Regions from separate parts of the Homo sapiens genome. Here all the other regions are linked to region 2. The links are chromatin loops, found by intact Hi-C in ENCODE. Cell type or tissue: A673. All regions are shown on one strand.

Region 1 (2,500 bases), 190 kb after region 2:
TGCCACCTTGAACTCGGCTCTGACCGGGAAGTGCCTTCCAGATTTGCCAATCACGTGAATGTCGAGTTCAGCATGCCCACAACTTCTGCCTCCAAAGCCAGCGTGAGATCTATCTCTGTAGAAGACAAGACTGACGTCAGGAAGTGGGTCAATTATTCTGCACACTACAGCTACCAGGTAGCCTTGGGAAGCATCTGGCTAATGCTTCCAACTCCATTTGTTCACCCCACTACCCTCCCCCTCTTATTCCTTTTAGCCATGCTTACTATGTTCGCCTGGTAACCTCTTACTGCCTTAGAGGAAGTTCACCATACATAGCTGTGGGTGCGTCTGCTCTGATTTAAATGCATAATCTGGCTAGTGGATGAGAGAAAGGTTGGAAAAAAATAAAGAGGCTCATCAAAGAGGAGAATATAATGTCTTTCTGTCATTATGAGCAATGACAACAAAAAGAATAATGGGGGCCAGGCACAGTGGCTCACACCTGTAATCCCAGCACTTTGGGAGGTGGAGGTGGGCTGATTACTTGAGTTCAGGAGTTCAAGACCAGCCTGGCCAACATGGCGAAACCCCATCTCTATAAAAAGTACAAAATTAGCCGGGCATGGTGGCCTGTGCATGTAGTCCAGCTACTCAGGAGACTGAGGTGGGAGGATCACTTGACTCTGGGAGGTTGAGCTGCAGTGAGCCATGATTGCACCACTGTACTCCAGCCTGAGTGACAGAGCGAGACTGTGTCTCAAAAAAAGAAAAAGAGTAATGGGGTAAAGGAATTGTTATTATTCATTTGCAATATAATTTATGTCACAGAGTAGTGAGCTTGGAAATGGAGGGGAGAAAATGCTATCCCAAAGCATATGCTTCAGTTAGAGTTGATGAAGTGGACCTGAACAAAGTTAGGACACACATGACCTGGGTACTGGGCTATAACAGGACAAAACTCAAAAGCCAAGCAAATGTTTATAATAGTAACAGGGTCAGGGCTGTGGAAGGAATCATAAAAGTTGGAGTTTTCTGACATAAATAGAAAGTGATACTTTCCTGGGGAGTTAGAAATTCAATAGGAGATTAAATGCCAACGATTGGAAAAGGAGTTTGTTAAAGAAGGATTTTGCAAAGTGGTTTTCTATTTATAATAATATCCTTGGATTTATATGGTGATTTATTGTTCCTCTAAATGTTTCCTTAGCTGTGTGGGCTAAAATATTTAACTACCAAAAGGAACAAACACTCCATCTTGTGGCTAGGAAAAAAATAGCACCTCCCTCAAACCTGACTGTTGTGTGTTGAATCATTACCCTGTAGGTCAAGCGTCATAAATATCCAGAGTGGTGCTGAGAGGAGCAACCTGAACCCTGAGCTCAAAGAATTCCTTGCCTGAGCTATCAAAGATTTCGGTTGAGATGTATTACTTTCAAAGATTAATCTGTTAATTTCTTGATAATTACAGTGACAGTATTTTGCAGAAGATATTGCAGAACTGTAAACATTCCAGTATTTATCAGTTCGGAGGTTTTCTAAAGAGAGAAAGTACTGGAGGTGGCCGGGTGCTGTGGCTCATGGCTGTAATCCCAGACCTTTGGGAGGCCAAGGCAGGTGGATCATTTGAGGTCAGGAATTCAAGAACAGCCTGGCCAATATGGTGAAACCCTGTCCCTACTAAAAATTCAAAAATTAGCCAGGCGCAGTGGTGCGTGCCTGTAATCTTAGCTACTCTGGAGGATGAGGCAGGAGAATCACTTGAGCCCGGGAAGTGGAGGTTGCGGTGAGCTGTGAGCCAAGATTGTGCCAGTGCACTCCGGTCTGAGTAACAGAATGAGACCCTGTCTCAAAAAAAGAAAAAAACAAGTATTGAGGGGGTACAAACAGTCAATTACAAAGAAATTCATTCATTTGATAAATCTTTGTCGATTGCCCACTGTATTCCTACATTATTGCATAAAATATTGAACAAGATCCTGCCCATGTCTTGTGGAGCCCATGGTATAGTGGAGCCAGACAGGTGTGCAAGATACGGTGGAAATATTCACAGAGAGAAGTACCTAAGTCTACTTAATAAGTCAAAAATAGCTTCACAGAAGGGGTGATCTTTGACCAAATGTACAAGGCAAAGAATAAGAATTTTCCTGGTGGACCATGAGGGAAAGGGAATTACAGACCAGTTAAAGAACATGTGCAAAGAGAGAGACATGATATACTCAGGGCCAGTAGCTCCAATGTGGCTAACGCCCAAAATGTTAGCAAAATTATAAGAAATTTCAAAGTACCTATGGAGTTTTGGTTTACTTATTTATTTGCATGCTTTTTCTCTTCTTTTTGATCTTTATCTCCAACTTCTATTCTTGGCAGGTGGAAATTGAGCAAAAAAAGAGTTTGAAGCCGGACTTTGAAGGAGATGAAATGGAAAATCCCAAGGAGTGTGGAGTGCAGTGACAAAGCCTTGCGGCAAGGAATCCTGATCCCAGAGTCATGATAGGGTGTCTTCCTGAGTCATGATAGG
Region 2 (2,500 bases):
AAGTGACAAAGCCCTTTGCCAACCAAAAAGCAGGAAACACTGAGTACTTAAGCCACCGCTGAAAAGAAACCAAGGCAGCCCCCGCCCTCCTTGATACAGTGTGGCAATTCCACTCAACACCGCCTGAATGCTTATTAAGGCGAAGGCCTTGTGCCAGGAAGGAGGGGCACTGTGACGGAGCTGGGGGCTAACTCTTCCACGAATGCTACCTGGAGATGCTGTTGGGCGTGAATATTCTTACACGGGGCATGGCCTTTCCACGCATGTCTTTCTTCCTCCAGTAGGTTGACACTGTCATGAGATCATAATGATGAGAAATTGCAAGAAATATAGTTGGAGGATTTGCTTAGATTTTCTTAAAAGTGTTACCGGCTGGGCAAGGTGGCTCATGCCTGTAATCCCAACACTTTGGGAGGCCAAGGCGGGTGAATCATGAGGTCAAGAGTTCAAGACCAGCCTGGCCAACATGGTGAAACCCCATCTCTACTAAAAATAAAAATAAAAATAAAAATAAAAATAAATAGCCGGGTGTAATGGCGTGCACCTGTAATCCCAGCTACTCGGGAGGCTGAGGCAGAGAACTGCTTGCAGGAGGCGGAGGTTGTGGTGAAACAAGATCGCGCCACTGCACTCCAGCCTGGGTGAGAGAGCGAGACTCTGTCTCAAAAAAAAAATAATAATAAATAAATGAAAGTGTTACCAAGTAGTGATACTCTGGCCAAAGTACGATTAAAAACTGAAAACCAAGACGTTTTAATATCTCTTTAAGGAAAGCGCTGCACCCCCTTCTTAGGATTTTATGGCTGGAGGAGATACACAGCTGTCATCATTCTGTCTTCCTCCCCCAAGCAGCCTCCACTTCTTTTGTTTCTGTAAAAAGGAAGTGCAGGGCAGAGAAGAACCGAATTCACAACTCAGGCAGTTTCCTTTTGCTCTGTTTAGCATTGCTTCTCTCAAAGATGCACAGTACATTGGATTGGATCATAGTATAGACGGTCCAAGCTCCTTTTTTGGGTTGAAACGCAACTTATGTCTCACTAATCTTTTTAAATCTGCGACTACCGGTTCCTCGGAAAAGTATGACTGCAGTTACCGTAATTTCCACTAGAGGGCACAAAAGGGCTACATCTGAGGCAAAGTTTAGGCGATAAAACTTTCTGGGTTTTTCGAAGTTTTTCAGACGTCTTTTCTGGGGTAGGCAAAATCTGAGGGACAGGTGCTCCCCAGATTTCCTGGAATAAAATCACTGTAACTACTAGAAACATCACAAAATGTTAAAAAGTACACTAGGCCAGCAGTGTGAGTTGTGACGTGTACACAGCTTTCTGGCTGATGTCGCTGAAGAATGAATGTGACGTTCCTCTGTAGGCAAGTGATGCACCCCCTGCCTCTAGAAATATTTTCGTCATCATCGTGACTAAATGATGGCTTCCATAAAGAGATGTCTTAGGCACTGGCACCTGTGTGTGTAGCCTTATTTGGAAAAAGTTAAAGATCACCAGCTGAGATATTCTAGATTATCAGTGTGGGCCCAAAATCCAGTGACAGGTGTCCTTATTTTTTAAATTTTATTATTTATTTATTTATTTATTTATTTATTTATTTATTTTGAGAGGGAGTCTCACTCTGTCGCCCAGGCTGGAGTGCGGTGGTGCGATCTCGGCTCACTGCAACCTCCACCTCCTGGGTTCAAGCAATTCTCTGCCTCAGCCTCTGGAGTAGCTGGGATTACAAGCACCTGCCACCACGCCAGTCTAATTTTTGTATTTTTTGTAGAGACAGGGTTTCACCATCTTGGCCAGGCTGGTCTTGAACTCCTGACCTCGTGATCCACCCGCCTCGGCCTCCCAAAATGCTGGGATTACAGGTGTGAGCCACCATGCCCGGCCAACAGGTGTCCTTATATGGGAAAGGTGGAGGGAGATTTGACACACAGAAAAGGAGAAGACACAGAGCAGAGGAAAATGCTTTGTGAAGATGGAGGCAGAGATCAGAGTTCAGCTGCCACAAGCCATGCCAGGAGCCACTAGGAGCCGGAAGAGGTCAGGAAGGGTTCCCTTTTAGGGCCTCCGGAGGTAGCACAGCCCTGCAGACACCTTAATTTTGACCTTCTGGACTCCAGAACTATGAGAGAATAAGTTTCTGTTGTTTTAAGCCACCAAGTTTGTGGTGTAATTGGTTACAATAAGCCTAGGAAACTAGCACAGTCATCCTATACCGTGAGTGGTCAATGGGAGCGATGTGACTCCAAGGAGGAGAGAATGGGCTCCCGGTAGGGTGTGAAAAAGTCCTAGATATTACAATGGTTTGTCATCCTCCAAGAGGTCCTATAAACAGCTTTATGTATAAACATAAACAGATAGACAGTATATTTGTGGTATTAAAGTTTTATACATAGTGGGGAGGAGAAGGACAATTAGGAGGGGAAAATGTCTAAAAGGGCTCCTTAGAAGAATTCTTTTTTAGGATCTCCCTCGTCTCCCTCTGCCTCGTCTCCCTC
Region 3 (2,500 bases), 470 kb after region 2:
CAGATTAGACACTAACCTGCCCTGTCCTGTAATTTTGCCAGAAGTCAGACATAACCTAGTTTCAACACCCAGGATAATCTTACAATAGAACTATATTTGTCTGTATATTATTTACTTATTTCATAACTATCTCCGTATTTCATTTGATCTTTGTGAATACCGTGAGGTTGTTAACATAAGTATTAATTATTATTGTTACTCCCATCTATTTTATATATGCAAGAACTCCAGGGTTTAAATGATCATTTTAGGGTAAAAGAGCTAGTTGGAGGCAAAGCTGGGTCTCTTCCTCTCTATGTGGCAAAGCAGTGTGATGTGGCAACTACAGGAATAAAACCCATTTAATCCCAAATCCATTTTTCATCTATGTGACCTTAGAAAAATCCTTTACATTTTGTAAGCTTTAGTTCCCTTAATTGCTTGTTTTTTAAAAATAGGAGCTAAAGAGGTAAAGAGAGATAGGGAGGGGTGAATGTTACTATTTGTCCGTGTTTAGCTCACAGAATTATCCCGAGGTGGGGATGATAAAGGTTAAAGTGCTTTGTAATGTACAATATAACTGTGATATGGTATTATTCTTTTTATTACCAACACAGATGAAAAGCATGGAGCTTTGGAATCAGAGACACCTTCTTCCAGTTTCCTTTCTAGTTGCTTGACGTTGGTTGAGTTCTTCAACTTCTTTAAGCCTCCAGTTCCTCTTCTGTAAAATGGGAGCAATAAAATCTGCCTCTTAGGGCTGATATGCTGAATAAGTGAGATTAAGTAGAGAAAACAGAAGTCACTAAATGGATAGTAATGGTGGTAGTGGTGGTGGTGGTAGTAGTAGTAGTAATAATAACAGCAATAATAATGTGTCTTCTTTACTGTTGAAGAAACTGACATTCAGTAGCTTAATGATTTCATATTAGGTTTCCTAGAGAATAGAGCAGCAAGAGACTTCATACAGCACTCCTAAGTCTTGTATTTTCTCTGGGAGAAACAGATTTGGAGTGGAAGCTAGATGAGAAGAAATTTTTGTTTCCTCTGCATCCCACCATCCGCACCCACCTCAGTCCACGGGCTCAATTTCTTTAAAATTTAAGGAGGAACTAGTACAAAAGAGAGTCCCCCCTCCCCCACTACTATAGGAATTCCAAGTAATCTTAGGCAAGAGAATAAATTCGTAGTGGTGCCACTGCTTAAAGCCCAGATTTTCCTGATTGCTCGAACAGTGCTTCTTGCCAGTTGAGGACCAGATCTCAATGTGCGGGAGTTCTTCGTCCACTTAGTAACTAGACTCCCTGTACACTGAGATGAAACCAGTGTGTCTCTTTGTGCTCCCTCTGCTGGTTAGCTGAAAGCTTAATCTGACAGAGCAAAGTGATTCAGAAAATTTTGCAATAAACCAGTCATCGTCACTTACTAGATCATAGACGAAAGTTTTAAAAAAATGAATACGAATCATGGAAACTGTGGCATCATATCAGATAATAGCTCATTTAAAGGTAATCCAAATCTGGGAGGAAAGAGGGAGGATGTAGAAGCAAAGGGCATCTAGATGTTCCAACAAGCTGCTAGGTTTGTGCTGGGACTCTGGAATGTAATTGAAAGCTTGACAGGAGTAAGAATGATTGATCCGGTTACGGCTCATGCATTCATTTAAGATGATCACTTCAACAAAACACTCTGCAGTTGCGATTTTGTAAAATGTATTATAATTATAAGGGAACAACATCTGTTTTGGAGACACGAGGTAGAAAAATTCTATCACAATCATGCAGGGTCAACAAAAAACTGACATTTAAAAATATTTTCATAAAAGACTTACAAAAACAGATACAGTTCACCCTTGACAATGGAGGGGTTTAGGAGTGTCGACAATGGCATAATCAAAAATTTGCACATAACTTTTGACTACCCCAAAACTTAACTACCAATAGCCTACTGTTTTTTTCTTTTGTAGCAAGAAGGTGTGTTTGCTACCCTTTATTCTTTTTTTTTTTTTTAACTTTTATTTTAAGTTCAGGGGTACAAGTGCAGGTTTGTTACACAGGTAAACTTGTGTCATGGGAGTTTGTTGTACAGATTATTTCATCACCCAGGTATGAAGCCTAGTACCCATTAGTCGTTTTTCCTAATCCTCTCCCTCCTCCCATCCCCCAGCCTCTAAAATGCCCCAATGTGTACTGTTCCCTCTATGCACCCATGTGTTCTCATAATTTAACTCCCACTTATAAGTGAGAATATATGGGATTTGATTTTCTGTTCCTGTGTTGGTTTGCTGAGGATAATGACCTCCAGCTCCATCCATGTCCCTGCAAAGAACATGATCTCATTCTTTTTTATGGCTGCATAGTATTCCATAGTGTATATGTACCACATTTTCCTAATCCAGTCTATCACTGATGGACATTTAGGTTGACTCCATGTCTTTGCTATTCTGAATAGTGCTGAAATAAACATACACATGTGTCTTTATAATAGAATTATTTATATTCCTGTGGGTATATATCCAGTA

The links. A loop is a pair of places that touch in the nucleus more often than their neighbours do. Peaks named below come from ENCODE experiments on the same cell type or tissue, not always from the same donor. Only the 100,000 strongest peaks of a DNase experiment are listed, where the experiment ranks them.
Region 1: a loop joins it to region 2, with 7 times the contacts of the local background. A loop is called at or near these places in 103 of 110 quality-filtered maps.
Region 3: a loop joins it to region 2, with 9 times the contacts of the local background. A loop is called at or near these places in 39 of 110 quality-filtered maps.

Annotation. Positions count from the first base shown.
Region 1 is chr14:81,268,347-81,270,846 of GRCh38, reverse strand. STON2 (stonin 2) reads left to right here. Exons shown (of 8, transcript NM_001394390.1): 7 at 1-177; 8 at 2,350-2,500. The coding sequence ends at 2,433. Among named protein-coding and RNA genes, the nearest start is that of GTF2A1-AS1, 48 kb to the right of the region's middle. In A673, a CTCF peak has its summit at 1,240; a DNase peak (open chromatin) is centred at 1,256.
Region 2 is chr14:81,463,297-81,465,796 of GRCh38, reverse strand. No RefSeq gene overlaps it. Among named protein-coding and RNA genes, the nearest start is that of LINC02308, 14 kb to the right of the region's middle. In A673, CTCF peaks have their summits at 890 and 1,097 (motif pointing right); a DNase peak (open chromatin) is centred at 1,106; H3K4me3 peaks cover 709 bases; H3K27ac peaks cover 427 bases.
Region 3 is chr14:80,995,325-80,997,824 of GRCh38, reverse strand. All of the region lies in intron 1 of TSHR (thyroid stimulating hormone receptor), which reads right to left. Among named protein-coding and RNA genes, the nearest start is that of TSHR, 41 kb to the right of the region's middle. RefSeq lists a silencer at 1,234-1,293. In A673, a CTCF peak has its summit at 1,345 (motif pointing left); a DNase peak (open chromatin) is centred at 1,304; H3K27me3 peaks cover 1,032 bases.